2 separate regions of the Mus musculus genome follow, and region 1 is linked to region 2. Evidence: chromatin loops called from intact Hi-C (ENCODE). Cell type or tissue: left cerebral cortex. All regions are shown on one strand. Each heading gives the region's core, and the rest is flanking DNA. Links, peaks and the distances in the headings are about the cores only. Region 1 has its middle 5.9 kb from the start of Wdfy4. Region 2 overlaps Prrxl1 (paired related homeobox protein-like 1).

Region 1 (2,909 bases), core at 176-2,675, 580 kb before region 2:
CCTCCATGGCCAATTTTAATCTACCAGTGGGCATCTCTGCATGCAGAGCCAGGAAGATGCTCGGCAGTCATCTCTGTGGCTTGTGTCCAATGGGTGAACCTAACCGATTTAGGTCACAGAAATGTGTAATAAAATAATCAGTTCATATTACCTTTGTTTTAATCTATACTATTTAATTACAAGTTCCTATAATTTAAACTATTACGGCACAGAAATTGGATCAATTATACAGAATTAAATTCCATGGAGATGAACTAGAGAGATGGCTCACCTTTAAGAGCACTTGCTGTTCTTCCAGAGAATCCACAGTTCAATTCCCAGCACCCATGTTGCAGCTCACAAATGTTTGTAACTCCAGGTTCAGCGTATATGATGCCCTCTTCTGGCCTCTTGAAGTACTGCACAAACATGGTCACAGACATACATACTCACAATACACACACACACACACACACACACACACACACACACACACACAAAGACCAACATGCAGAACAGGTAAGAGAGTTTTAGTTCACATAAATAATTTTAACCATGGTGATATAAACACAACAAGCAAAATGAGACTTCAGCGAGAAGAGGGGTTAGGGGTAGCTATGCTGAAGTCCTTGCTCTCTGTAGAACAAATATTGCCTAAACTGGATACCCACAGAGGTGAACACAAGTGCATACATTCATGAATAAACTTACTGAATGGACATATAAAATATAACCAACAAGTCTTAAAGCCAGTTTTAGTAAAGTGAAATGCAATATTACAAATCACACAGAAGCCAGCGAAAGAAAGAAGACCGTGCAGGCCTGATGATTTTCATGTTCATTTGTCTCCCCTGCCCCCGACTCTCTTCTGTCTCCTCCCCCTCCTTCCCAGGGCTATGCCTGGCCTATGGCCACGTACTTAGGAAGAAGTGTGCTTTCACTGAGCTACATGCCAGGCCAGTTTCCTTGATTTTTATGTTCAAAGGTGATGCCTAACACGAATTAACCCTGGAGGAGAATTAGTTACGGCTCTCACTGCAACCAGCACATGGCCAGCGACCGTTTGTCCAAGTGGGAGATGGTCCCAGGCGAAAGGCAAAGTCATTTCTCAGGTTCTTACAAACGGACTTTTCTTTGCCACATGTAGGAATAATTTCACAAAGAAACCCCATCAAGCCACGATTAGTATTTAAAGAACAGCTTTTCCTTCCCTCCTGGATCCTGTCTGCTCTGCACTCATCCTGTCTACAGGGTCCTTTGCTTTACACCGCATGCACCATCATTCGGAATGACCCTCCCTTGGCCCTCCACCTGCCCATGACAGCCAGGAGGGGGTGGGATTGGTTACACCAGATGCCTGTCAACATTACAGATCTATACATAGGGTGCAGAACACCACCTTAGGCCACATGGTCTGTCCTTATTTTTAATCTCTGCTACTCCAGATTTAGAGGTGTGAGATAGATGCTCAGAGTCCTGCAGTTTAGTGGCTTCAACTGGGCAGTTTCCTGTTCTCTGCAGTGAAGGGTTTGAGGAAGTTAAACTAGTATTGGCTAGTATACTGTGCCTCCCACGCCACACTCCTTCTAAGTAGAAAGCCCATAGAAGTAGATACTATCATGACAAAAGAGGCAGGTTGGATATGCAAAGATAGGCCTCAAATATTTCCTCTCATCTGTGAAAGCTAGAAACATACCAAAGGAAAAAGAAAGAGAAAGAGAGAGGGAGAAAGAGAGAGGGAGAGAGAGAGAGAGAGAGAGAGAGAGAGAGAGAGAGAGAGAGAGAGAAACAGAGGACCCAGCAGGAAAGAGTAAGGGGCTAAGGGGTGGATGGGAAAGGGAAAGGAGATTATAGCAGAGCTTTAGGCAAGGTGGAGACCATCAAAAGGAGGATTGTGTGTGGCTGGAACTGTCACCTGCTTAACCCATTGATACATACAATTAATACACATTAATAATTATAATGCAAAACAAAAGAAAATATAGCCAGCAGGAAACACCTGGTCCTGTCCCACAGTTCCTCCACTCAGGTGAGGGACCTGACCAGCCCTATTTCTTTTCCTGACATTTAGTGAGAGGGCCTGAAACAAGGCTGGCGAAGCCGCCGGAAATGCACTCTAGACAAAGTCTCTGCTGTGCCCACAGTAGGTCCCTTGTGACAAGGGGTCCAAGACACCTGCTAGTTTACAGTACTTAATTTCATGGAAACAGAATCTGTGTGACTCCGTGACGGGTTTTCCCATCTCAGAGGAAGAAACAGCCGCAGTGCAGTTAAATGTGCAGGCCTTGGTCGGAGTACGGATCCCTATCCCGGAAGCTGGTGCGTGCGTGCCGTGCGTCAGCTTCCGTCTCTCCAGCTCCAGGCTTCCTGTCACCCTCTTCAGCACAGGTGCAGTACATCCGGTAGGAGCTGATGCTGCTGAGCATCTCTGGCAAGATCTTTGGGGGTAGGCGCGATGGGGAGCCATGTTGCTGGCAAGAGGGGGCTGTGGAGTCGGCCACAGGTGCAGTGCTGCAGCTTCCGTTCCGAACAGAAACCCCGGGGCAGAGGGTTGTGCCAAGCAGAGATCCAGGCATGACCTCTATCCTTGCAACAGATGTTCCTGGGGCAGGAGATAGCCCATTTCATCTATCTTCACAGTCTCCAGGGAGATTCCATCTGAGAGAGGCATTCAACCTCAGTCAAACTCACACATCCAAGAACAGAAACAATCTCGTTCTTTCTGCTCCACCACCCAAAATGTGCTACCCCCAGGAGGGTTGCTGACCCCACAGGGTCCGTTGCAGTTAACCCCAGCCTCCTGACCGTGGCCGTTGGGTCCCTCTGCAAAAAAGCACGTTAACATATGGTGTCTCGCAGGGTCTATGAGGAGGAAGCCAGCAACTGGTCCTGTAGGTTGCAGGATGAGAAACGCCCATGAGTCTGGTGCC
Region 2 (2,909 bases), core at 247-2,746:
GAGGCCTCCTGAGGGGAATGGGTGGCCCTTCTGAAGGAGGCCTGAGAACTTGCTCACTTGCTCTTTCTGCTGTGAATGCATGCAGTCCAGAGCTGAGTGCTCAGTAGAGGCCCAGGCTGCTGCCATCTTGACTCTCGGGCTCACAGAGCTTTAAGAAGCAAACGCCCCTGGCTTATAAATCTCGGTCTCTGTGCTTCTTTATAGTTGCTCAGAGGTAAGACAGGAATATCCCAAAGAAAAACACATTTCCGACTTCTCTAGAAAATTCAGAAATTCTAGCAAAACTGTCCCCTCTCCCACTTGCCACCATGAGCTGGCTTGATAGGCCACTGGCCCTTTTCGGGCAAAGCCTTCTAACCTTTCTTACCCCACCCCCACCTCTGCCCATTCCAAATCTGAGGGTTCCTCAGCATCATCACTGTCTCTGGTGATGGACAATTCTGCCTTTTACCCATGCCTGTCTCGAAGCAGAAAATGGCAAAGCAAAAGGGCCCCATGCTTTCAGAAAAGAAGTCAAGAGCTAGCTCGTGCCTGGGGAGGCAGAGTACACAGTTCCGTTTTCTCACGTTTGCCTGTCTTAGAACACTGGTTCTCAACCTGTGGGCCATCATCCCTTTTGACAAACCTGTATCTCCAGGATCATATTTACATTATGATTCATAGCAGTAACAAAATTATACTTATGAGGTAGTAACAAAAATAATTTTATGGCTGGGAGTCACAACATGAGGAACTATATTAAGGTAGAGAACCGTTGCTCTAGAAGCATCCCAGCATGCTATGGGTCCCAACAGGTCTTGTTTTTCCACCCTTTCTCCATTCCTAACCCTGCCCTGCCAGGAGGAGCGTATGTACCCAAGGACACGGGAGGCTGCCGGGCAGGCCCCTGCAAAGCACAGAGATGGGCCTGTGTCTAGTGAGCACACAGTGACTCTTGCCACTCTGCCACTCTGCAGGGTTTTCACCATCCCAGATCCCCCAAAGCAATGTAGTATCAGAGGAATTCAGTTCCCAACGTGCACTCGACCATCTCTGGGGGTGCACAGCCCAGCTGCGGGGGGATTAATGAAGGGACAGAAGGGAGACAGGGAAGGGGAAAGCAGGGAAGGAGACAATGAGTATGTGAAGCTGGTCCAACTCAGCAGCAGCCCGCTCCCAGCCCTGCCCTTGACTTAGGACATCACCAAGGTGGATGCCCCCTAAGACATGGATAGCACAACCCTAGCTCTGACCCTCTGCGCATCTGCTGCTTGTGGACCCTTCTACCCTTCCTTTCCTGAAGTTTAGCTTTTTGCCCACTACACCCTCCTCACTACAGGCAAAGGTCCAGTGCCCTATTGACCAAAGAGAGAGACACCCCAAAAATTACAAGAAAGGAAAAATGTGCAAAAATGTGCTGGAGTGCACTGAGGGAAACATGTTTACTAGAAGTAGGTAACTATTCGCTGCTGAACTGGCCCACAGTGCAGCTGACAGCGCCCCCTGCAGCTGACAGAGATCACTGCAGCTGACAGAGATCACTGCAGCTGACAGAGATCACTGCAGCTGACAGAGCTCACTGTGGTTGACAAAGGTCACTGGGGCTGACAGAGCTCACTGAAGCTGACATCACTCACTGCAGCTGACAGAGCTCACTGTGGCTACACAGATATGTACAGCTCACAGCACTACATAGATTTGGACGTCAGAGCTTTGAATTAGGGAATCTCTGCTTGTAATTGTGTCCTGTGCATATGGCTGGAGGTTCCTCAGTGTGTGTGTGAGTGTGTGTGTGTGTGTATGTGTGTGTGTTTGTGTGTGTGTACATGTGTGTGTGTGTACATGAGTGTGTGTGTACATTTACTCCAACACAGCTGCTTTAGAGGAACCCCTTGGGAGCCAGTGACATCTGAGACCACAAGAGCATAGCAGGGAATGAGCATTCTATAGCCCAGGAGGCCTCACTACTGCCTTTTCCCAGGGAAGAGCCCCTGTCCCACCCACTCCCCCTCCCTCAGACCTCTAGCAGCCTCCCACATCCACTCGGGAGCTTTCCCTTGTTCTTGGCCAACACAGCTGCCAGACTTACTAAACATCTCTAGTGGTGTTTGTTCTGTCTTGTTTTGTTTTGTAGCCTGGAATCCAAAGACACCAGATGTGCCTTTACCTCTGGGGACAGTGCCCTCAGAAATCCCCAGGGATCAGCCCTGCAAAGGTCTTTGTTCTAGGCTTGACCAAACACCTACAGCAGATTTCCTACCTTCCATAATCCTAGCCACTGACAAGCCATCATACGCCCTATGGGTTCAGACCTCTAGCCCCAGGAATCCTTGAGGAGCACAAATAAGCAAAATGCACATAGGAGCCGGTTGAAAGCAGAGACAGCCACCACCACCACCACCACCACCACCACCACCACCACCCAGAGCTCCCCCGTGAGCACCTTGAACTGTGATGAGGGTGGCTGCAAGCTGTGGAGTGGTTGCCTCTGAAAGGGCTGCCTCTAAGAAAAGCTCTGGGTTGGTTTAAGATGAAACTGAGTAACATCCACCTGCACTCGGGCTGTTTGAAATCTAACAGGACAGCAAGTGGGTGGTGCCTGTGATCCTGCTGTGACTGGTAGGAGCAGAAGTTTGCTCAGCAGAGACAACAGGGAGGCCAGACAGTCTCCACCCTCTCTACCAACCCCACCTCTGCCCCGGCCAACCTTACCTTTCAGAGATGCCACATGGGACAGGGCCTGGGCATACGTGGCTGTGTTCAGGAGGGTCCCTGGCAAGCAGGAGGGGAAGAAAGGCCCGGTAGGGCCCACTGTGCGTCCCAGGCTGTCAAAAACAAAAATGTTCCATTGAGGTTCAGCCTGTCTACAGAGCTACCCCAGACTCCTAATCTTGGAGTCAGCTAATCTTACCTCTGCTGGGCCTCCAGGG

The links. A loop is a pair of places that touch in the nucleus more often than their neighbours do. Peaks named below come from ENCODE experiments on the same cell type or tissue, not always from the same donor. Only the 100,000 strongest peaks of a DNase experiment are listed, where the experiment ranks them.
Region 1: a loop joins it to region 2, with 2.8 times the contacts of the local background. A loop is called at or near these places in 8 of 42 quality-filtered maps.

Annotation. Positions count from the first base shown.
Region 1 is chr14:33,189,466-33,192,374 of GRCm38, reverse strand. It overlaps a transcript of Wdfy4 not described here. Among named protein-coding and RNA genes, the nearest start is that of Wdfy4, 5.9 kb to the right of the region's middle. In left cerebral cortex, for the core only: no CTCF peak of the experiment used is centred there; a DNase peak (open chromatin) is centred at 1,431.
Region 2 is chr14:32,608,236-32,611,144 of GRCm38, reverse strand. Prrxl1 (paired related homeobox protein-like 1) reads right to left here. Exons shown (of 7, transcript NM_001347590.1): 5 at 2,891-2,909; 6 at 2,692-2,804. Among named protein-coding and RNA genes, the nearest start is that of Prrxl1, 10 kb to the right of the region's middle. In left cerebral cortex, for the core only: a CTCF peak has its summit at 1,477 (motif pointing left); a DNase peak (open chromatin) is centred at 1,494.